Linked DNA regions of Homo sapiens: all the other regions are linked to region 1. A link is a loop called in an ENCODE intact Hi-C map of the cell type or tissue named here. Cell type or tissue: PC-3. All regions are shown on one strand.

What was found. Hi-C counts contacts between places; a loop is a spot of excess contacts. Peaks named below come from ENCODE experiments on the same cell type or tissue, not always from the same donor. Only the 100,000 strongest peaks of a DNase experiment are listed, where the experiment ranks them.
Region 2: a loop joins it to region 1, with 3 times the contacts of the local background. A loop is called at or near these places in 3 of 110 quality-filtered maps.
Region 3: it touches region 1 in a loop (5-fold over the local background); 13 of 110 quality-filtered maps call a loop at or near these places.

What each region holds. Positions count from the first base shown.
Region 1 is chr1:12,473,387-12,481,386 of GRCh38, reverse strand. The region is part of intron 67 of VPS13D (vacuolar protein sorting 13 homolog D); the gene reads right to left. Among named protein-coding and RNA genes, the nearest start is that of SNORA59A, 30 kb to the left of the region's middle. RefSeq lists enhancers at 1-193, 1,926-2,782, 2,783-3,640 and silencers at 2,999-3,293, 7,199-7,493. In PC-3, no CTCF peak of the experiment used is centred here; DNase peaks (open chromatin) are centred at 446, 3,006, 5,306 and 5,646; H3K4me3 peaks cover 1,276 bases; H3K27ac peaks cover 6,735 bases.
Region 2 is chr1:12,352,897-12,360,896 of GRCh38, reverse strand. VPS13D (vacuolar protein sorting 13 homolog D) reads right to left here. Exons shown (of 70, transcript NM_015378.4): 47 at 6,676-6,923; 48 at 4,807-4,998; 49 at 4,373-4,499; 50 at 2,296-2,438. LOC124903845 (a long non-coding RNA gene) reads left to right here. Exons shown (of 2, transcript XR_007065468.1): 2 at 3,493-4,173. Among named protein-coding and RNA genes, the nearest start is that of VPS13D, 130 kb to the right of the region's middle. RefSeq lists an enhancer at 2,059-2,560. In PC-3, no CTCF peak of the experiment used is centred here; DNase peaks (open chromatin) are centred at 4,426 and 4,736; H3K4me3 peaks cover 1,342 bases; H3K27ac peaks cover 2,447 bases.
Region 3 is chr1:12,524,498-12,532,497 of GRCh38, reverse strand. It overlaps LINC02766 (long intergenic non-protein coding RNA 2766), which reads right to left and starts at 6,945. Exons shown (of 3, transcript NR_187319.1): 1 at 6,871-6,945; 2 at 4,706-5,053; 3 at 3,406-4,448. In PC-3, no CTCF peak of the experiment used is centred here; a DNase peak (open chromatin) is centred at 4,027; H3K27ac peaks cover 1,347 bases.

The DNA of each region.
Region 1 (8,000 bases):
GGGAAAGAGGCTAGGCCCTTTCAGGTCAGGGAAGGGGTTGGGCACGGAGGGGAAAGACCCATCTGGTGACAGCTACGGCTCACACTACACTATGTGCCTTTTCTACTTGGCCCCGTTGGGTACTGGGATGCAGACTTGCAAGCAGGACAAACTGATCAGCAGCAGGCCCTGGGCCCCTGCCTGGGCCTCCCCGTGCCTCTGGGAAAAGCAGGTGCAGCCAGGAGTCGGCCAATGCAGAGGCAACAGCACCACTTCCTGTCATGCTTCTCTGAGCAACACAAAGCCTGTGCTCTAGACTTTCCTCCAACTGAGGGTTTGTTTCTCCCTCTGGACCTGGGGGCAAAAGGCAGACAGAGAGGGCAGGTGCCTGTGTCTTCCAAAGACCAAGTTCCTTGGGGTGGAGAGAAGCAAGCAGGCCTAGGGCAAACTTGAAGTTGACAAAGGAGAGTGAGTCACACAGAAGGCAGGAAATGAGTCTTCAGTTACTGCTCTTCATTGCTCCCTTTCCAAAGGATTGCTCAGATCCAAGAAGCTGAGACCAGACTTCCTTCTGCATGTTACATAAAGCACTGGGAACCTTCTAGTTAGTGCCCTCTTTGTCTTGAGATTTTTGCAGATAAGAATTTCCATAAATCCCAGTTAGTCAATCATCTGGCTACCTCATGGCATTTTTAGGTATGGTTAAACAGAACCAGAAAATTTCAAAAGAGCAGCAGAATTCCTTTATACAATTTAACCTTAAATACATGATGAGGAGAACCCTCAAACAGGTACTCCATTAAAAGTCAGCCAGTACCAACGTTTGCTGAACTTCAGGATTAGCAATCATGTAATGGAGTCCAGATCGTAAGTTAGCTCCATCCTGGGACTCACTACCAGAGCCAATTTCTAGGTTTTTAAAGCACTTTGACCATGGAATCATAACACAATCCAACAATCTCTGGGTTGGCCAGCCATTTAGTCTCTTCTCCTACCTCTAGAAAGCTTCTGTCCAGGATCCGTGGCACCCAAACAGAAGCTCTCCCTGGCCTCCAAAAGGAGATGGCTATGACATACTGAGCACATGCACCTGGGACAGTCTACTGCGGAGGCTTCTTGTACTGTGTACCAGCTGGAGTTCCCAGGTTACCGCCTGGTGAAGATGGTCTTGGCAGCATGGCAGAGCAAAGATGGGTTGCAGCAGAGAAGTGTCACTGCTATTCTGTGACAAACTGGCACACTGTGAACTTGGAAGGCTGCAGTAGTTCATTATTTCAGGAGTGGAATGGGGTACACAGGGATGGACCAGGGACAGCACAGCTCCTGGGCACAAAGCTTAGTGACCTGCTTCTCTAGGCACTGGCACTAAAAGGCCAGGGTCTCTCCATGCTCAGGCCCACTGCTGTTTGGCCCAAAGAGGCCCTTGAACATGAGCCCTTCCAAGCTTCCCAGCTATAGTATATCCCTCACACTGTCTCTGTGTTAAGCTGGTGGGCTGAGGGAATTCAATACATACCCTTCATTCGCATTGTGGGGTCCAAATTTTATAGTACCTCCTCTCCAAGTGAACCAGGGTCTTTGCACAAATCTTCTGGGCTATAGGCAGATATTAAGCTCCTACCCTTCATATCCAAGAATCGAAAGGAAGTAGACCTAACACTTGGTCAGATGCTTTGGATTGAAATCATGAGGTCTTTCGATGTGAGGGACCGAGAGATGGCCCAGAAGCAGCACAGAGATTAGGAGCATGTACTCTGTGTTCAGTTGGCCAGGGTCCACATTCTGGTTCCCTTCCTTACTACCTCTGAGATCTTAGACAAGTTACGTATCCCCTGTGTGCCTCAACTTTCCCATCTGTACAATGGGGAAAGTATAGCACCCACCTCATAGGGTGGTTGTGAAGACTGAATACTAATGACAGCGATACCATGCAAGCTAGTCAATGTTTTGGATCAATTTCTGCAGCACTGTCATCCCGAGCAGGTGTCTGCCTAAGAGGCATTGTCCATTGCAGACAAGCAGCAATCTGGAAGTGACAGACACAGATTTCTTCCTGGACACCATGGACAAAGCACAGGCAGGTCCCGAGTTTGGCCAAAGAACGTGACTGGCTGATGGACAGGACTAAACTACCCCTTCGCCCACTTTCTTCCTTTTGTCCTTTGAACACAGGCAGCCCTTTCTTTCTGACTATACTTATGCTAAATCCTTGTTTGTCTGCCCATTTCCTCAATGCAGTGCCCACTGTAAGAACCCAGGCCACTCCAGGCCTTGCTGTGACAATGTGCCTATTTCTACATGCCCTCCCTATTGAATGGACAGAGTTCCCATGGGGCCACCGGCCTCGGACAGTGAGAACTCTGGGCTCACAGGCCACTCCGTGGGGCGGCCTTCCACCTGCTCTGTTTTAGCACCTGGGCGTAGCTGTGGAAGGCCAGAAAGCAAGGCTATTAACAGCTTTCGAGGTGATGGGGAAGGAAAACGGCATCATCCCAAGCTTGACAAGAGCACTCCACGGCCGGCATCTGACCCACCTCTGCCACCGATGCGGCCTCCTTGGAGACAGGCAGGTTTCCTGTGGTGTCAGCCCTGTTTCCTCCAGCAACATTATACCACAAACAGAGAGCTACTCTGAAGAAAGCACTAAGGTGTCCCGTTTCTGGCCGGGGGGAGGGAGGCAGACTGCTTTGCTTCTCCAGAGAGAAACATCACCGTGCCTTGACCCTCTCTAGACAGCGTTTCTTCCTCTCCCCAGTCCTGAAAAGCTGTTTGAAGAAAAGAAACGTGCAGGCTTTCCTTTATGACCTCAGATGGGCAAGTTCTGAATGGCAGCTGGTTCTATTACATGCAGTGTGAGAGGGTTAAACAGGACAGCCTCGACTCTTTATAAACTTTTGCCCTGTGGATATGCACTCATTGGCGGCAGTACAAGACTCGAGCTGTATTACACGCCTTAATGATATGGTTCAACTGTCGGTCAGGCTTGGGCCTGGCATTGGGCCAGACCGCAATCAATGGGACACAGAACCTCCCCCTTTCAGATCATCACGAAGGCTCATATTATCTCCTTTTCGTCGTGCTGGTTAAATTTATGGAGCAGAACCCTGAAGCCGCATTCCTCGGCCTGGGCCGGCCCACGCGGCACTCCCTCCCTTTGTTCGGTACTGTAAGCCAGCCGTGCTTCGGAGGACTACAGGGTTGTTAGTTCAGGCACTGACTGTTTGCTCATGACTGAAGTGAAAAGAGTTCAGGGGAAGGGCAAAAGGACAGCCCAAGTGTAAAACCCCATCCCAGCAGGCCCTGGGCCCCTATATATAGGCCCCGAGCTGCTCCTGAATGTCACATTTCACTTTGTTCTCACAAAAGCAAAATCTTCAGTCTGATCCCTGACGAACCTTCCATAAAACAGCTGCTGAGTCCTCCTACAGTGCACCCCCACTTGAACTCCTGGATTTTCTGGGGTGCCATGGGAGGCAAGATTGCCCTTAATACAACCACACTAAAAAGGAGACAGATCTCTATAGCTATCTGCTAGTCCTTCCAGGTTCCACAGGAGATGGGAATGCCAACCCTGGTTACTAGCTGGTCTTATTTTTAATGTAGAAAAAAAAAATTTATTTTTCGGTCTTTGGCTATAAGGGAGGGATACGTGAGTGCTGTATGTGAATGCATGTGTGTGTGCACAGGAGGGAAGTGTTTATAGGGGATTTAGTCTTATGGAATCAAATAGGAGAAGGTCCCAAGCATTAGACCTGCCGAATCTATCCATGTGTTCTCATTAATGCTCTGATTAGCATCCAAAGTGTTAAACAAGCAGCTCACATGGGCAGGACTTCATTTTAGTTTTAGAGTTTAGCCCAAGAGGAGGGCTTTCCTGGAATGTTCTAGAGTGGCACATTTACAACTCACTACAGAGGACGCCACTGGAGGGCTGGAAAGGCAGGTCATCGCGGAGGTGAATCCAGGCTCTCCAAGTGATTAACTGTGAGTCTATGGTTTGTCACATCGAGCTGTTGTGTATTAGTGGGTCCACCTGTAAAATGAGGCTACTGGGTTGAATTTTGGAAGTCTGAAATGATTACTAGAACTCTTCTAACGAAGGCCCAAGCAAAATAGAGAAAGAAAGAGTAGGAGGAACATAGAGAAAAAATCCAAAACCAAAAACAAACCAAAGGTATAAGAGGAGCAGGTGGGAAAAATGGCCTCTGAGGGGTGAGCCACTGCTGACTTGATACGTGTTTTTCTGGTCAGTTTTGTCTTCACCCATCTTGATACTAAGAGTTGGGCCCAAGCTTGTTAAAAATAAAAACAGAAATCCCATACTAGCAACTACATGCCCACTGGCACTTTCCAATTCCGGGCAGAAGCAGACTTCTTTGATGGGGTTCAGTGAAGCCAGTGGTCTGTTTCAAATCAGACCCTAGTTCTATCTGCAGGTGAAAAGTCACGCTTCCTCCTTCGAAGTTAAGCTATGTATTTCTGAACAGAAACTGTAAATATACTCTCGGATTTTCCTCACAAGGTTTCCTTGTCTACTGTGTTTGGAGCTGGTAAGTGAATTTGCCATTCCGAATCTTAATTTAAAGCCCCTTTTGGTGGTGGAGGCAGGGTAGAGAGGAGGTGCCACGGATCACAGAAAACCATCTCTTGTTATATCCCTCTTGTCTATGCTTTTGTATACTATTTGTTCTGGTTTGTTTAAAATATAGTGTTATAGAGAACCACTTAAGCTGGGAAATAAAAGGCAACAAAGAGGTAGGCTAAATTTAGGAAATTTTCAAGAAAAATGTGTAATCCAGTCAATCTGTCTCCAGTTATTCATATACATGTTCAGGGTTCAATTAAGTCTTTAGTCATAATATGCCACATCTCCCAGGACAATCTACAAAGCACTTGCACTCACATGATCACGCAGGTTACATTAATACACGTAAATGAATCCAGTCTCCATTAGGCGTTGAGTGTGTAACACGAGGACTCCTGAAGGCCTACTTTGGCCCATCATGAGCCCAGATGCATCAGGAGTCTCTGATATATTAAAATTTGGAAAGCTGGACCTACCCCTGAGAATGAGACTTTAATATGGGCCAAGACAGACTGAGAACTTATAAACTCAATGCCCCTGCTTCCTGTTGACTTTTTCTATCTCAGGATCACTTTTATGACAATATTCCAGGAACATGCAATTCTAAGTAAATAAACTGGCCAAACTCTGAAAATGCAGGAACACAAGTTGCTTACAAATGAGATGTAGAAACCAGGACAAAGAGAGCTGCCATAGCAGACTCACTGGTGTGCACGCTTCTCTCTTGTACATTCTGTGGTTTGCCTGTTCCACGAGCTATGTGACACTGCTATTTACTCTAGCACTGTGGCCAAGGCTAAGAAGTACTCATCTAATATGGGTTTGGGAACTAAAAGGAAATATGTTTTGGAATTTACTTTTTCACACCCACACACCATTCTTGTACAAAATGCCTCTGTCAAGGTGTTTTTTTGTTTTTTGTTTTTTTTTTTTTAAACATTGATTTCTTGGCCATCAGCTAAAAGAAACTAAACATTCAAGTACCTCCACGATGACTGAGCATGCGGGAAGTGGTTTATTTACAACAGGTTCCCTGGACATTTTATTTGATGTATGCTGTCCTGACAGACTCCACCCATGTGATCAAGCCTGCTATGTATGTCTGGGGCCACTTTGTAGTTTTCCCAAAGGTGAAATCAGAGGGAGGGCTGAAGTGGTGACAAGGCCAAATTGGCTACAGACTCAATCCCTTGCGGGGATGAGATGTAACTCACTTAAATGGTGCTAAGTCCAGCTGGGGATTAGGCTAGGGCCACAACCTGCCAAAGAATACTTTAGGTACACTACAGCTGCAGATTAACCTAGTGCTTTTTTATTTTTAGAATCCATTATCGGGCTGCCATATATTCTGCATGGGCTTTTTCTTCATTCTAATATCCAGCTTCCTCCCTGATGGCAGAGCCAGCCCTAGGAAGGGAGCTTCCTCTGTGCCACTCCTCCAGGAAGTTACACAACTAGTTATTCACCTCAGCCATGCAGACATGACCAGGGCAAGGATGACCCTCTCCCCCTTTGTATGGGGGAGAATGACCTGAGATGGGGATATAAAGCTGTCTGCACAAGGTCACAAAGCACAGTAGCATCAGAGCTGGAGTCAGGGCTCTGCTCTTGTGATTTGCAATCCTGTTCTCTTGCCAAGGGGCCAAGCTGCTTCCAGTACCCAAAGGGAACATCCAATAGCTTATTTTGATCACAGAGAGTTGAGTCAAGAAGGAACTGATCCTATGCTGACAAACTGAATGAATGTGAACTGCTGCCACTTCCGCACAATACATCAGGACGAGGCTCCATGCTACTCTGTCAGCTCCACCACTGCCTTTGGGAAAAAGAATAAAATCCCATGAATCTCTCTAAAACTTAAAAAAAAAAAATCTGCATTAGTATATTGGGCTTTAATAGGGTTTTTAAAAAATCTGTCACTACAGTGCGTTGTACTTATCATATGTTCTAAGAAGAGCCCAAGTCGCAAATGAATTGCCTGTGGCCTGAATGCTATTCCCCCAAGAGCTACCTCCCTTGCCTAAAGGATACCCAGAATTTCCTAGGAGGCTCAAAAGGCAACAGTTAAATTTCGGGAATTAGGACAAATGGGAGGATGAAGTTTGAAATGAATTACAAAGGGAACATTTATAATCTAGAAAATGTTCATTTTCAAAGGCTCAAGGCATTACGATAATCCACAGTTATCGATCTTGTATTTTCATTATGCAGAAATCGTGAAATAAAAGGTGCATGATGAAAGCAGTGTTTGAAAGGGCCCATCAGACTTAGCTAGAAATGAAAGAAATAGTTTTTCCTCTTAAACGCTTAGCCCTGAACTTTTTTTTTTTTAACAGACCTAGGGGACCCCGACCTACATAATAATATTGTTGTGAGATTGTCCTGGTGGGAGTCAGACAGATCAGCCCTCGACAGTTCCAAGAGCCCCACTGAAAAGGAATCTGATTCTACAATTTAAAACCCTTAAATAATACTGAACAGTGGACTGTCATGCGTCTGGAAAATATAACCATTTTTGAAGAATGCTTTCCAAACCACGTAATGCTTTTAAAGCTGTTTATCAAAAGAGCTGGATGAGCCACGGTGGCCTGAAACAGTTTATCAGCTGTTACAGGGTCGCATGCCCCATCCTAATTTCCTTAAGCACTCCATCATTCTCGGTTGTCCTAGTCTCGGCAGACAACAGATGCCAATGTTTGGAGACATTTGCTACATAACTTTTACCCGACAAACCTGGCTCCAGGACAGATTTCCATGTCATGTGGGGCTTTTGGCTGAACTCTGCTCGAACCCAGAGGCATATCATTTACAGCAGACACTAACAATAGTTTGGGGTCACCTGCTCTTCACAAGTGGGTTCAGAGCAAGTTCGTGGCCTCTGCACACCTTTTCCAGTGCGGTTCCCACACACAAAGGCTCAGAGCCCAGGAGAGTCCCTCCACCCAGCAACTCAACCAGGTTTGGTGGCCTGAGTTCAACTGTTCATTTTGTGTGAAGAAAGAGAATGGGAAGGACAAAAGCCCAGCCAAGCACATGAACTCCTAGTCCTCACACTCTAGCAGGTGGTCAGCAAGAATTCGGGGACAGGGTTGAATTTAAGTAAGAGCTAGGGACACAATCCCTGTTTCACCTTCACACAACATTCCAACATTCAGGGGAGAATATTCACACTGACACCATTTCTTGAGCCCTACCTGCATGCCACATGCCAGGCTGAGTGCTTTATATACATGATATAATTTAATCCACGTAACCACCCACCGAGGTAGGCATATGACTCAAAGGAATCTCATCTCAGAGAGATTAAGAGGGGAAAAACTTGTTCCAGGTCACAGCCAAGCAGCAGCCCAATGACTCAAACCCAGGGCCAACCGACTCCCCAGTAGGCCTGTTTACCCTCGCACTGCAGATGCCGGAAGCAGCCAGTGCTGCGGAA
Region 2 (8,000 bases), 120 kb after region 1:
CCTTAGCATTTGACAACCGGCTGTCATAGATTTCTCAACACAATCCCAATTATAAATATTCCAATCTGTAAATGCCGTAATTCACTTAAACTGGCTTGAAAATGCTGATGTTCCTTTAACACAAGCCTTGAAAATACCTGAAAGACTGAGAAAAGTCACACACAAAAATCTCTCTAAAACTCTGTATCTAAGAAATGCTATGTAATATTGGGATATGGAACTATACCCTATCACTTCTTTCTGTGACATGCAGAGAAGCTTTCATTGTCAGAAATCAACATTATCATAGTTAGGTGATATCTAATAAAAAGTCTAACTACAAAAGATGTATCTAATTTAATATTATAAAAAGAGTCTAGGGTACTCTGAACAATACAGACACTCAATCTTTGGAAAAAGGTGGGCTTCTTTCCCCCTTCACATCTTATATTGCCCTGGGAAACCCCTGATAAATCAATAAGTTGATAAGATCAACAGGCACAAAATCGTTCTTTTTGGAGATCCATGTGAGGCTACCTGGCAAGCCTGTCCCTGGCTTTTCAGTTTGGACTATGCTTTAAACTTTCCTGATAGGGAGTTGGTTATCTATCCTATTCTTCAAAATATTCAAGCAGGAGATTCCACAAATTCCCTTGTGGGAATATACGGCAAAAGTTCATGACCCTCAAGAATGATAAAGTCCTATCTTAGCCCACTCCCTCTATCCCTTCCCTAGGTGGATCAACAAAACTTAAATCACAGTCTTAGCCCTCAAAACATATGCCATGAGCTTTAGTGAATGCTCCTAGCATAACAGCTTATATGGGTAATCACTGCATATGTCTGATCGGTTTGCTCAACTGGCCTCTGCAAGAATTCTGTGGTTCTTAGTGCTAGCTGCTATAAAAGGAACAAGCTCCTCCCATCCCAATTTGTCCCAACTACAGCTTCCAGTCAACCTGTGGTAGCTTGCTTTGCAAAATACATCAAGGGCAAAACACTCCAGCAGAAAGCCAAACTCAGCATAAAGCAGCCTTTGCCTATTCAAAGGGTGGAGCAAACGAAAGTGAGAACAAGTTAAGATAACTATCCTGTGCTGCAAGATCAAATCAAGTTTCTTTCTTTTAAAAATCTTAATGTCAACTTTAAGAAGACAGTTCACATGTCAAGGGAGAATGAATACAAACCTATGATTAAAAATCCAAAGAGGAAACTATACTTGGAAGATTCTTTTATTAATAAATCCTCAGACATTTAAACATATCTTTGATTCTCCATGGGACTCAGGATAAATATGTAAATGATATCACATCAGTTTTTCCTTGCTCTAGGAAGGAACTATGACACTATGTGCATACTGTCCAATACGGTGCCAGTAGCCATATGTGGCTATTTAAAGCTAAATTCATTAAAATTAAATAAAAATTCAATTCCTCAGCCATACTTGCCTTACTTCTCACTAATGTGCTCTCCAGGGCTCAGCAGCCACATGTGGCTAGTGGCTACTACTAGATAGTGCAAAATAGAACATCTCCATCATCACAGAAAGTTCTACAGGACCATGCAGTCATAGATGGTGTTCCAATGTTCAAAACTAAACATTGCTTTGAGAGGCTGGGAAATTATATACTGAAAGGATGCGCTGCTACAATTTTCACCCTGATTCATATTTCAATCAAATTATCTTAACCCTTTAGAGAATCTTTTGAGCGTTCTCAAGTGGCTATGAGGCATATGGGTACAGTATCCTCCCCTCCCCTTTCCACCCTTCCCATCTCCATAAGCAAAGTGAGTCTGGAGATTGCTTTAATTACTACAACCACCAAGTGCATTTTATTTGTATCCCCCAATCCTGATCCTACTTCTGACCCAGACTTCCCCTTTGCATCTAGGCAGGTCACTTAACCTCTCTCCTTCAGTTTCAAGGAGAACAATGCTTCTTACCCTCTTAGGGCTTGCAAATTTTAATGAATGCGTGGGAATACTTGGAGGATGAAAGGCATGCTAAGTGTTCCTATTATTCCCCCGAAAAACAAGGATTCAAGCCAAACTGATACTTTCCTGACACAGGTGAGTCTGAAATTAAACAGAGCCACAGACCTCAAAAGGGCAGTGTTTAGGTGGCTCCTCAGATCCCCAGGAGAATAGATCTGTGTTGATATCACTGTAGCATTCAGAGAACAGATACCTGACCCAATGCCAAATAAGAAAATCAGTACTTGTAGTCAGGCCAAAATGCATGGCCAGGTCATTCCTCCAAGCCTGAGGTCATCGGCCAATGGTTCTGATTGTCCCGCTGCCCCAAATGTAACCCACCAATGTTATAGATCAGCCCTGGGCGGTTTCCTTGCTGGATGACTTTCAAAGCTCGGACACCACTACCACCATCCAGGGAGAAGCCCTGACACCAGCCCGGCATGCCTTCTGGATGAATCCCCCTTCCGATTCTCATCGTGCAGCTGTGGGGCAGAAAAGCAAAGATGTAGATATTCATCCACAAGAAAGTCTTATCTGCCTGTTCTAATTGGGAAACACTAATACAGTTATCACCCAAGTTCCATCTCTACCACTGACTCTCTTCCTCACTCTCATGTGATTCCCTAGCACAGTGACAAAATTCATCAGTGGTTAAAGCTGTATCTTAGAGGCAGCCACAGTACAACAGTGTGTGAAATTTACTGACATCTACAACTAAATGCTTTAGGAGAAAACATTAGGATTCTATGAATATAACACATGAGGAAAGTGGTGCAATTTCTAATATTCCCCTAAAAATAAAGAATTCAAGTCAAACTAATCCTTTCCTGACTCTGCTGTTTCAAGGGTTCATTTTAAAAAGCACAAGAAGCATATGTACAGAAGATACAGGTATGATGCATTACTTCTAAGGGCTGATACTTTTTTTTTTTTTTTTGAGGTGGAATCTTGCTCTGTCGCCCAGGCTGGAGTGCAATGGTACAGTCTAGGATCACTGCAACCTCCGCCTCCCAGGTTCAAGTGATTCTCCTGCCTCAGCCTCCCAAGTAGCTGGGACTACAGGCGAGCGCCACCACACCCGGCTAATTTTTGCATTTTTAGTAGAGAAGGGGTTTCACCACGTTGGCCAGGCTGGTCTCAAACCCCTGACCTTGGGATACGCCTCGGTCTCCCAAAGTGCTGGGATTACAGGCATGAGCCACCGTACCCAGCCGGCCTGATACTATTACAATAGCAAAGCACTGTTTAGTGGGCCAGTGTCCTGTCATGGATTTCGACAACATAATTCCTGAATGTGTGTTCCAGCTCTACCACTAACAAGCGATGTAAACTTGGGCAGGTAGCAATCTCTCTGAGCCTGTTTCCTCATCTTAAAATATAACAATATTTCCTGCCCTGCCTAAACCATTGGGATGGTGGGAAGAATCCAATGAGATGGTCTATGTGAAATGCTTTGGGAACTGTGGAATTCACAGATAAAACACACTGTGTGACACATGTCAAGTCCTAAATCTAAAACTGTCCAAATCATTTCAGGAGAAGAATGAGACTGGGCTGGCTGCACATGCCAAGAGGCTGGCTGCATCCCCTACAATATCCAGAACTCTCATCAATCCTCTTTCCATGCCTCAAACGGTAATCTACACTCCAACCTTCCCTTGTAAACACATCAGTACCCACTGAAGTGTGGTACCCCAGAAGACTTTCTGTTAAGCTGTCAGCACGATTCTACCGATAACACGGTATGGCATTTTAGCATTATTGGATACACCCATTTATCTTTGATTAGAGCTCTATTAAAAGACTCTTGTAAAAAGCAAAATGTCAAAACCAAGAACAAAAGTGAATTAATGCTCCTACCATACATTAAAAGCACATGTCATCTAATCCTCACAGTTGTTTTTTGTCCCTGCTTTTAAACATGCAATGAGTGCTCTGAGACCATAAAATGGCACATTTTACTTCAAAGGTAAAAGGGATGAATTTCCAAATGTGATACAAATCCTGGATTGGATTAATGAGGCTGACGGCTTCACCAAAGAACCAGCCTATGTCCATTCTGATGACAGCTCCTGTGCCTGTGCTCCAAGTTTACAGGGGAAGAAAAACTGCAGAGCAGAGAAGGAGAACTCGTGGCTTTCTCTTCGTTGGCAGAGTTATGAATAGGAAAACTACTTCAATGCATGTAAAATAAAACTAGCTTTCATTATAAACCAACCAAATGGTTTATTTTCAGTATCAAATAACATAGAAATTAGATCCCCAAAAATCCCATTAGGTCATGGTTCTATTCCCCTGCCAAGTCAGGATTGTTATCTACAGTATATTTCTACTTACACGGATATATTATAGCCTTTACTAATTTCTTCCCTTCCCTGGGAGCTTATTTCCCCTTCCCATAAATAACTGTACTCACAGGTTTGGCTGCTCTTTGTCAGCATAGCAGAATAAGAGAGGACTCAGGCTACGGGCCAGCTCATGCTCCTCAAACTGGCCTGCAGCATCTGTCTTGGCATTGTCCTGTCTGAAGATCAGTGGCAACCCTTTAGGAAGGAGAGAAAAGTTTACATCAATACCACCCAGTCTATCTGAAAGAGATGCAAATGGTGAATGAATAAAACCATCAAGCGGGAAAAGAGTGAAAACTGAATCTATTTAGTGGGCTCAGTTTCTTGCCTAAAAAGACAGTTTTGAGCATGATTAAGCATTTATGATGGAAGCAGGAATGTTTCAGCAGCTCAGACTGTTGAAGTAATCTATTTGCATTGGCTCCATTTAGTTAGCTAAGCAAATAAATCTGAATTCCCATGACTAACGCCAAAGACCTACTTGAGCAGCCCCTGTATGTACCTGTTTTGTTAATCAGCCAATATGGAGCAGAAATGAAGATCTTTAAGGATCCTTCTGCTCGACACACAATCCGGATGGTGAGGTTCAGCTGCCGACGGTTGACGTCATAGAGTCGCATTCTCACCATATAGTTTTGGGTTCCAGGTGGAATGAGCAATTCTTTACAGAGGGGGAAATTCTCCAGTGATACCCCTAAAGAAGATACAAACTATTAACTTTCAGAGTTCTCACTATTTGTCAAAATAGCTCACAGCAAAAGTAAATTGGATTCCTTTTGGAAAAACCAATAACTAAGTATCTAACTGCAAAAATCTTCATTAGAATGGCTCTTTCTCTCTAGCTAGGGTAGGGATCAATATAAGCAAACCAGAAGGCCTGGAATCACACTAGAGAGCCTAAATTGCATAATCATATGGGTTAGATATCCTAACCCATATGATTAGATATAAATTAGATATTTTGATATTCTAACCCTGGGTGACAGAGTGAGACTCCATCTCAAAAAAAAATTAAATTTTTAATCGACACATAATAATAACTGTACATATTTTGGGGGTACAGTGAGATGTCTCAATACATATACACATTGTGAAATGATCAAATTAGGGTATTTAGCATTTTCATCATCTCAAACATTCATCGTTTCTAATTAGAATACTAAAAATCCTCTCTTCTAGCTCTTATGAAATACACCATACAATATTGTTAACCATGATCACCATTCCTCTTTGTTTCAAGTGTTGCAAATATGACAATGATTCTCTACTTTGACTTCATTCACCCTGTTAAAGCAAACTAAATATGGCCTGAGGACTCCGTACTTCTATATGAATCTTTGTGGATGAACTGCCAGCTAACTTAATAGGTAGACAAGATTGAAGACCTGATTTAGGATTATGCACCTGTAACAACAGCTGAGTCTTGGCCAATCCCAGGGGCCACACTTCAACCCACTCATACACTGCTGAGTATTCCAACTGTGTTCAAATAAGGCAAACACCAACCTGTAACCAATCCAGCTGATTCTGTACTTCACCTCTGATTTCTGTACGTCACTTCCTTTTTGGCCTATACATTTGTTCTGACCACGAGGCATCCCTGGAGTCTCTCTGAATCTGCTGTGATTCTGGGGGCTGCCCAATTTGCAAATTGTTCATTGCTCAGTTAAACTCATTTAAATTTAATTTGGCTGAACTTTTCCTTTTAACAACCCTTACAACTGAAAATTACTTGATGCATTCCAAACCCCCATTTCTTCCCCAGTAAAATGGGGCAAATAACTATTTCTATAAGGATTACATGAGATTACAAGTGTGAAAAAGCCCAGGTATGCCTGGAATAGAGTGAGTGCTTAGCAAACGTTTATACTTTCAATAAAAAGAGAAGAGGCATAAGATTTTGCTTGGGAAAAGCATAGTTTAAAAAGATGAAATGACTTCCTACAATCATACATCATGTAGCAATGTAAGAAAAAAGGCTCTGTTGAGTGCCTCCTCTGTAAACCTTTCGGCTTGATAAGTTTTTTCTCATCCTTTTCTATAAGTTCTTTTTTTTTAAGAGACAGGGTCTTACTTTGTTGCTCAGGCTGGTGGGCAGTAGCGTGAACATAGCTCACTGAAGCCTCGAACTTCTAGACTCAAGTAATCTTCCCGCCTCAGCCTCCTGAGAAGCTGGGACTACAGGCATGTACTGCCGCCACCTCTAGCTAAAGGTTATTTTTTTTTAACTGCACTGATTCCTTTGAGCTGGCTTATTGAGATATTATATGTGCCCCAATTTCTCCAAGATGCTTACCAAATAAATAATCACAAAATACTCATTGATATTTTCATAGGATTATGACAAATGATCATCTGACTACATTCTTACCCAGCTCAATGTTCTGGGATGTATCAGCTGTATGGAGAGCTGCCTCCTTGCCAGGTTTCAGCGTCCCATTAATTGGCATTCCTTTAACATAAAAATCAAGTTCACAGGGTAGCAAGTTGCAGATTACCACAGTTGGCAGGAGATATATGGTATGCCCAGGCTGTCTGAAAATCTGTTTTGCACTGTCAGAAAATATGTTTGAGGGCATATAATCTGGATAATTCTCTTTCTTTATAGCCACACAAAACCTATGAAGATAAAATGGTGTAAAAATCATCAGACTTAATGAAGAACTTAAATTTTTTCTCCTTAGCTAAGTATGAGAAAGAATAACATTAAGATGGTTCAATGAGTAAAATTATTTGCAGTTTTCAATCCAAATACATTTATTAAGATATAAATGCACAATAATATGTATAGATTTTAAATGTTCAGTTTGATGAGCTCTGACAATTATACACACCTCTATAAACACCATCCAAAATAAATTATAGGCTATTTCCCTCACCCCAGAAAGTTCCCTCATGTCCTTTTCCAATCGATATTCTCCTCCATCATTCAGGCAACCCCTTTCTAACATTTATCACTATGGATTAGTTGTTTCTGTTATAGAACTGCATATATATAAGTGGAATCATGCAGTATGTACTACTCTTTATGTCTGGTTTTTTTTTTTTTTTTTTTTTTTTGAGATGCAGTCTCGCTCTGTCACCCAGGCTGGAGTGCAGTGGAGCGGTCTCGGCTCACTGCAAGCTCCACCTCCCGGGTTCATGCCATTCTTCAGCCTCAGCCTTCCGAGTAGCTGGGACTACAGGCGACCACCACCACGTCCAGCTAATTTTTTGTATTTTTAGTAGAGATGGGGTTTCACCATGTTAGCCGGGATGGTCTTGATCTCCTGACCTCGTGATCTGCCTGCCTTGGCCTCCCAAAATGCTGGGATTACACGCGTGAGCCACCGCACCCGGCCTATGTCTGGCTTCTAAAACTTAAAGTCTCAACAAGATTCAGCCATGTTGTTCTATACATCCTCTTTGATAATTTTTCACTTCCTAGTAGTATGCCATGGTTATGAATAAATTGCTGTTAATTTATTCATTATCCTCTTGATAGCCAATTGGTTTTTCCCAGTTTAGGGTTAAATGAACATTCTTGTACAAGTATTTTTTGGACATATATCTTCATTTCTTTTAGGTAAATACCCCAGAGTGGCCTTGCTGGGTCCTTTTTTTTTTTTTTTTTTTTTTTTTTTTTTTGAGACTGAGTTTCACTCTTATTGCCCAGGCTGGAGTGCAATAGTGCTATCTTGGCTCACTGCAACCTCT
Region 3 (8,000 bases), 51 kb before region 1:
TGGCCTCCTTGCTCCTCGGCTTGTAGACGGCCTATTGTGGAACTTCGCCTTCGTGTGAGTCAATACTGCTTAATAAATTCGCCTTCATATATACATCTATCCTATGAGTTGTGTCCCTCTAGAGAACCTTGACTAATACATTGTCTCAAAAAAAAAAAAAAATACAGGAAGCCAAAACTGACAGAACTCAAAGAAGAAATCAAGAACTCCACCATCATAACTGGAAATTCTGACACTCCTCTCAGAGGTATTGACAGAACAAGCATACGTAACAAATCAATAGCAATATAGAGGGTTTGCAACAGAGACTATGAGAAGAGAAGGCGGAGAGAGAAACTTCAATCTTTTGAGAAATTATATTTTTAAAGAGAGCCAGGCTGGGCGCAGTGGCTCACGCCTGTAATCCCAGCACTTTGGGAGGCCACGGCGGGCGGATCACCTGAGGTCAGGAGTTTAAACCGGCCTGACCAACATGGCAAAACCCTGTCTCTACTAAAAATAACAAAAGTTGGCTGGGCGTTGTGGTGTGTGCCTGTAATCCCAGCTACTGGGGAGGCTGAGGCAGGGGAATTGCTTGAACCTGGGGGGCGGAGGCTGCAGCGAGCTGAGATCGCGCTACTGTGCTCCAGCCTGGGAGACAGAGCAAGACTCAGTCTCAAAAAAATAAATAAGTGAAAATAATAAAAATAAAGACAGCAAAGAATTGAGCAGTGGCTGGATTGGGCTACAGGATCAAGGGTGGATAAGAGGCGAGAAGTAACAGTGTGTTTGTGTGCTGGTGGGGCTACCCAGGAGGGGTGGGTCCAGGAGGGATCCAGGAGTAGTGGGATCTGGTGATCGGGGACAGTGAGTGGACAGCTTTAGATACAGTGTCTTTCAGTAGGCAAGAGAGGATGGGATGCTGGGCCTAGGCAGGAGAGTCAGCCTGAAGGGGAGCTGTGTTCATGTGTCAGGGGGACAGAGCTGGAGAAGGGGACTCTTCCCCAAGGTGGTGACAGCCTGAGCCTCTGGGCCCTGCCCTGTGGCCAGGCCTCCAGAGAATGGGGCAGCTTGGGCAGGATTCTCCCCAGTCTCTGAGACTCCTGTGCCCCTGTTCTTCTCCAGGTCTTTGTCTCAAGATAATTCAAGTTAATCATGGGAAGCTATCCCATGATAAGAGGCTAGAACAAGAGTGCTGCTGTATAATTTTTCTATTTTTTTTTTTTTTAACATTTAGGGATTTGTTTCAGCCTTTAAAATAAGCAGATAAGGATTGAAAACACAGATAAGGATAAAAAAACAGATAAGAGGCTGAGCACGGTGGCTCATGCCTGTAATCCCAGCACTTTGGGAAGCCAAGGCAGGCAGATCACTTGAGGTCAGGAGTTCAAGACCAGCCTGGCCAACCTGGTGAAACCCTGTCTCCACTAAAAATACAAAAATTAGCCGGGTGTGGTGGCGCGACCCTATAGTTCCCAGCTACTTGGGAGGCTGAGGAGGAGAATCACTTGAACCCGGGAGACGGAGGCTGCAGTGAGCTGAGATTGCACCACACTGCACTCCAGCCTGGGGAACAGAGTGAGACTCCATCTCAATAAAACAAACAAACCAGAAAAGATTTTTAAAACATAGTTCACGGAAAAGGAAATGGCTCTTAAACATAATTTCCCACAAGAGAAGTAAGTATACATTCAAACTACGCTGAAATACCCATTTTCTCCAAATTGGCAAAGTTCAGAAAATTTGCTAACAGATTGCATTGGTAGGGGTGTGGGTAAGTGCACTCTCATTCATTGCCGGTGGCTGTGTAAATTGGTACAAACCTTATGGAAGGCAACTTAGCAATATTTATCAAAATTACAGGTGCACAAAGGATTGGGCAATTTCTCCTCTAGGACTTTTTAACTTATCAGAAAAATCAAGTATACACAAGGTGATTCGTGGCAGCCTTGTAACAGCAAGAAGATTGGGAAGGCTGGAAACAACTTAAGTGACTATGGGTGGGGGACTGGCGGAATAAATACGGTATTTCTATACAATGGAAATCATGTTGTAATCCAAGAAAACAGAAATGTTCTTTATGCGGCTGCTTACAACTCACCGATCCCAACCAGTTAACAGATTTCTTTGCTCCTTCTCCACTCCCACCGCTTCACTTGACAAGCCTTTAAAAATAAAAAATAAAAGAAAGGTCATGTGCTGATAAGGAATGATCTCCAAGACAAAGTGAAAAATGCAAGGAAGTACTAAGCTAGAATCTTTGTAAAAAATAAAAAGAGAGGCTGGGTGTGGTGGCTCACGCCTGTAATCCCAGCACTTTGGGAGGCCAAGGCGGGCAGATCATTTGAGGCCAGGAGTTCGGGACCAGCCTGGCCAACATAGTGAAACTCTGTCTCTACTAAAAATACAAAAAATAAAATTAGCCAGGCATGGTGGCACACACCTGTAATCCCAGCTACTTGGGGGGCTGAGCTAGGAGAATCGCTTGAACCCGGGAGGTGGAGGTTGCAGTGAGCCAAGATTGGGCCACTGCACTACAGTCTGGGTGACAGAGCAAGACTCCATCAAAAAAAAAGAAAAAAGAAAAGAAAAAAGAGGGGTGGAGAGTAAATATACAGGTATATATGTAATTGCCAACACACATACATATAATTTGACAAATTGTATTTTAAAGAAAGCAAAGAATTGAGCAGTGGCTGGATTGGGGTACAAGATCAAGGGTGGATTGAGAATTGAGATGAGAAAAATAACAGTGTGTTTGTGTGCTGGGTTGAGGGGCTGCCCAGGAAGGGTGGACCCAGGAAGGATGGGATCTGGCCTATTTTATATATATATAAATGTGTGTGTGTGTGTGTGTCTTCCTGGAAAAAAATACACAAGAAACCAGGGTGGGGAACTGGGTAGTTGAATGACAGAGTGGGCGGGAGGAGAGAGATAAGGCAAGCTAAGTAGAAACAAACACAGACGGTAAGAGATAGCATTTAACAAACAGCACTCCACACCGCCTACTTCCTGTTCCCTTCCCAATACTACTACCTCTCCTCTTCCAGATAGACGCGTTTCAGGAATTCCACCTATAAAGTCTGAAGGGCATTTAAACTCCACTCAGTAATTTGACCATCAACTAGGCTAAGTGGGCAAGAGGTGTGCTGGGGTGAGAGCCCCTGGGCACACGGGTATGTTTTTTCTGCTTGAGATGGAGATGGAATTACCAGCTCAGGAGACAGTTTACAACCAATGATGCCTCATTCCTGTTTTCAGTCTGTTGGCATTTTAAAAATATTATACATTTTTACTTTCAAACACTAAGAGCCACCGACACTGTCTTTGGTCATTTGTGAGAACGCTGTTGATATGATAACTAGATTAACAGAAAAAAGCTGAGGGTCAAATGTGAGCTGATGAAAAGTTGACAGGATGTCTCCCTTCCCCTAATACCTCCGCTTTTATTAACATCATGGATGTCATCTTCTTTTTTTTTTTTTTTGAGACGGAGTCTCGCTCTGTCACCCAGGCTGCAGTCCAGTGGAGCAGTCTCGGCTCACTACAACCTCCGCCTCCCAGGTTCAAGCCATTCTCCTGCCTCAGCCTCCCAGGTAGCTGGGATTATAAGTGTGAGCCACCACGCCTGGCTAATTTTTGTATTTTGAGTAGAGACGGAGTTTCACCATGTTGGCCAGGCTGATCTTGAACTCCTGACCTCGTGGTCCACCCAAAGTGATCACTCCTGACCTTGCCCTCTCAAAATGCTGGGATTACAGGCGTGAGTCACCGCGCCCAGCAGATGTCATTTTCTAAAATAAGACAATGGTTGAAGTGTGTGGCCGCTAACTCCTGTGCTGAGCGCACTGGGATGGACCGGTGGGGGAAGCCTTTGCTCAGCCCTGGACCACCAAGGTCTCTGCCGGGCTGCTCTCCCCTCGGCCTGCTTGCGTGTGCAAGTCCACGGGCACACGTCCTGCCTTCATGTCTTGGACTTTAAACACCCTGGGCAGCTGGCCAGGCCTTGGTTTTGTTTGCAGAGTTGCCTAATCTAATATTGGTATTTAGCAAACAAAGCCCAAACAAGGGAGAAGTAGGCCCCTCTTGCCTCTTCTGAGCTTCCAGGGCTCTCCAGTGGACCCAAGAAGCACCGTGAGATGCCCCACAGTTTCATGGCCAAATAAAGAAACTTGAGTCAACCTTCTCTGTGGTTAACAGGGAATCCTCAGAGCGGGTGTTTTGGGTCCAGGCCACCCCATGCAAGGAATCCTGCTAGGAGAAAATGGGTCACTCCTAGTGGGGCTGGCCTGGGGCAGACTGTGGGGTGAAGAGGGCTGGCCATGTGCCCCTGACGCCCCTTCCTCAGATGCCCGCTGCTCCCCCGCATCGTAGAGCCCGTGGGTCTTGCATTCTTGCGGCGGCAGCTCCCCCGTCTTCTCACAGCTCCTGGCTCCCTCCTGTCATCCAGATGTGTGTTCCACGGAGCTCTAAAATTAAACAGATGCATCTGATAGCGACCTGCCCTTCACCCAGCAAGACACTCCCGAAGCACCAAAGCCCGTAGGTGGGCATCATCATGGTGGCCATTTGGGCCATGGTTGGAGATCCTGGAGGGCCTGGAGCAGAGGGGCCTTCCCTTCCCACAGGGCTCCGACCAAACCCGCGTCCCCTGGCATGGCTGGTTCAGTTCCAACCCTTGTGCCCTTTGAGATCACCTCCAGCCCGCGCTGGAAAGTCCACTCACCCGCCCTCCTGAGGAGCTCATGCGTATCCCAGGCTGCCACAGATGGTGACGCTGGGGAAGAAAGGCAGGTCATGGGCTTGGGCCACAGCTGCTTCTCGTGGACTGGACGGAGCAGGTGACGTGTCGGCCAGGAAGGAGGAAGGAGGCCCTCTCGGCCACGGACAGGCTCCAGGCTCCTCACATCAGGACCCAGGCCCTGCCCTCCCCGAGGGCCCAGGATCCAGACGCTTCCAAAAGTGCTCTCCTTGCATTTCCTGACCCGCCTCTACCGTGCTGTCCAATCTGACAGCCACCAGCTACAGCGGCGATGGAGGCGATGGAAATGCGCCTATTTGGAGTTGAGCTGTTCTGTAAGTGTGAAACAGGCACCACATTTCAAAGATTTAGTGCAAAATCACAACATAAAGCATCTCATTAACAATGTTTTCTAATGATTATACATTACATGATAATGTCTTGGACATATTGTCTTTAATTATTAAAATTAACTTTCCATTTCTTTTTCCTTCTTAAAAAATGGGTCACCTAGAAAATTTTATTTTTATTTCTTTTTATATTTATTTATTTATTTATTTATTATTTTTTGAGATGGAGTTTCACTCTGTCACCCAGGCTAGAGTGCAATGGCGCAATCTCGGCTCACTGCAACCTCCGCCTCCCAGGTTCAAGCAATTCTCCTGCCTCAGCCTCCCGAGTAGCTGGGATTACAGGTGTGTGCCACCACACCTGACTAATTTTTCTATTTTTAGTAGAGACGGGGTTTCACCATGTTGGTGAGGCTGGTCTCAAACTCCTGACCTCATGATCTGCCAGCCTCAGCCTCCCAAAGTGCTGGGGTTACAGGCGTGAGCCACCATGCCCAGCCTATTTATTTTTATTTTTTAGTGACAGGGTCTTGCTCTGTTGCCGAGGCTGGAGTGCAGTGGTTCGATCTCAGCTCACTGCAGCCTCTACCTCCTGGGCTCAAGAAGCCTCAGCCTCCCTAGTAGCTGGGACTACAGACATGTGCCACGATGCCCAGCTCATTTTTTTTTTTTAATTTTTAAAATAGAGACAAGTTCTCACTATGTTTCCCCAGCTGGTCTTGAACTCCTGAGCTCAAGCAATCCTCCCGCCTCAGCCTCCCAAAGTACTGGGATTATAGGTGTCAGCCACTGCTCCCAGCCTAGACAATTTTAAATTACATGTGTGACTTGCATTGTTTCTTTGTTTTTCTTTTTGGATACAGAGTCTTGCTCTGTTGCCCCGGCTGGAGTGCAGTGGCACCATCTCACTCACTGCAACGTCCTGGGATTACAGGCATGCATCGCCATGCCCAGCTCATTTTTATATTTTTAGTAAAGATAGAGATGGTGTTTCGCCATGTTGGCCAGGCTGATCTCAAACTCCTGGCCTCAAGGGATCCGCCTGCCTCGGCCTCCCAAAGTGCTGGGATTCCAGGAGCCCGGGTGACTTGCATTATTTCTATGGGACAGCGCTGGTCCACTTGGTAACGGTGGAAGCCATATTTCTCAGAATCCACTTCCTGTAGGTCTCAGGGCAGAGTTGTCAAGAGGGAAGGCACCCGTGATTTGAGAGGCAAAGGTGAGGCTGGCCTTGCTGACCAACACTGACCCCAGGCCGACCCCAGGCCCACCCCAGACCCACCCCAGACCCTTTGCTGCAAACTCACAGAAGACACCTCCCAAAGACGCCCACCCCAGCCCCCTCGGCAGTCCTCCTTGCCCTCCACCCCCGCCACAGCTGGGTGAGGCCTGACTCCTAGAATACATCCTTTATTCCACGACAGACCTCATGGTTCTGGCTCCCTGTTGAACCCCGTCTGATCCCCACCTCTCCTGGGCCTCTGGAGGCCGCATCCAACACAGCTGAGAAGGTGAAGGTTAAGGTCTCAAAATACAGCCGGCCGCAGCTCAACAGCAAGAGGCCTCCTGCCCAGGCCTCTAGGGTTCCATTTCCTCTCCTTCTGCCCACCACCCCTGGCTATTCTCTCTCCCCTTCACTACCCACTTCCCCTCCTCTCCTCCCTGTCTGCTGGCTCCTTCCTTCCAGTCCACAAGCAGCTCAACTCCCTGCTGCTTTTAAAACACCAACATGGCAAAAACCAAAACCACCCTCCCTCCCACAGTCAAATTTTAAAGATACATCTACACTCCCTTCTTCACCTTTGGATCCTATTTCAACACCAGGGACTGGCTTCTGGCCCACATCCCAGAGCCGCCAGGGACAAGGCCACCAGTGGCCTCATTTCCCAATCCCCGGCCTCTTTTCAGTCTTGCTCCACATGACCTCAGAGCAGAGGTGGTCACTAGTCCCTCCTCCTCTGCCCTTTTCCCCATGACACCCCCTTTGTCATCCCCATCACTGACCCTTCCTGGATCCTCCTCCCCTGGCAGTTCTTACGTTGACATTTCCCAGGGTGCTGGCCTTAGACCCCTCATTTTATGCCCCCTCTGGGTAAGGCATTCACGCCAGGACTTATTTAAACTACTGTCTCCCCCGTCTCTACTAAAAACACAAAAATTAGCCAGGCGTGGTGGCACATTTCTGTAGTCGCAGCTACTCAGGAGGCTGAGGCAGGAGAATCGCTTGAACCTGGGAGGCAGAAGTTGCAGTGAGCTGAGATCGCAGCACTGCACTCCAGACTGGGCAGCAGAGTGAGACTCTGTCTCCAAAAAATAAACAAACAAACAAACTAACAAACTACTGTCTCCAAAAGAATGACTCCCCCATCTCTACCTTTCTAATGCTGCTAACTGGATGCTCTGCAGGGCCCCATGTTCAATGTGTCCAAAGTGAAACCCGTCACCTAAGATGGCCTCCCAGTTCTCTTTTTTTTTTTTTTTGAGATGGAGTCTCATTCTGTTGCCCAGGCTGGAGTGCAGTGGCGCGATCACGGCTCACTGCAACCTCTGCCTCCCAGGTTCAAGTGATTCTCTTGCTCAGCCTCCTGAGTAGCTGGGACTACAGGCGCCTGCCACCATGTCCAGCTAATTTTTTGTATTTTTAGTAGAGACGGGGTTTCACCGTGTTAGCCAGGATGGTCTTGGTCTCCTGACCTTGTGATCCACCTGCCTCGGCCTCCCAAAGTGCTGGGATTACAGGCGTGAGCCACCGTGCCCGGCTATCTCCCAGTTCTCTATCTCAGGGAGCAGCCAAGGCCGGAGGCACCTTTACTCATTTAGGTCACTGGCTTCCTGTTCTCAAAGAGAAAATCTCTCTCTGCTCACTCCCATTCATGCCTCTTCACACCACTAACTCTTTTTTTAAAGCTTAGCTTGGCCATTACCCTCCT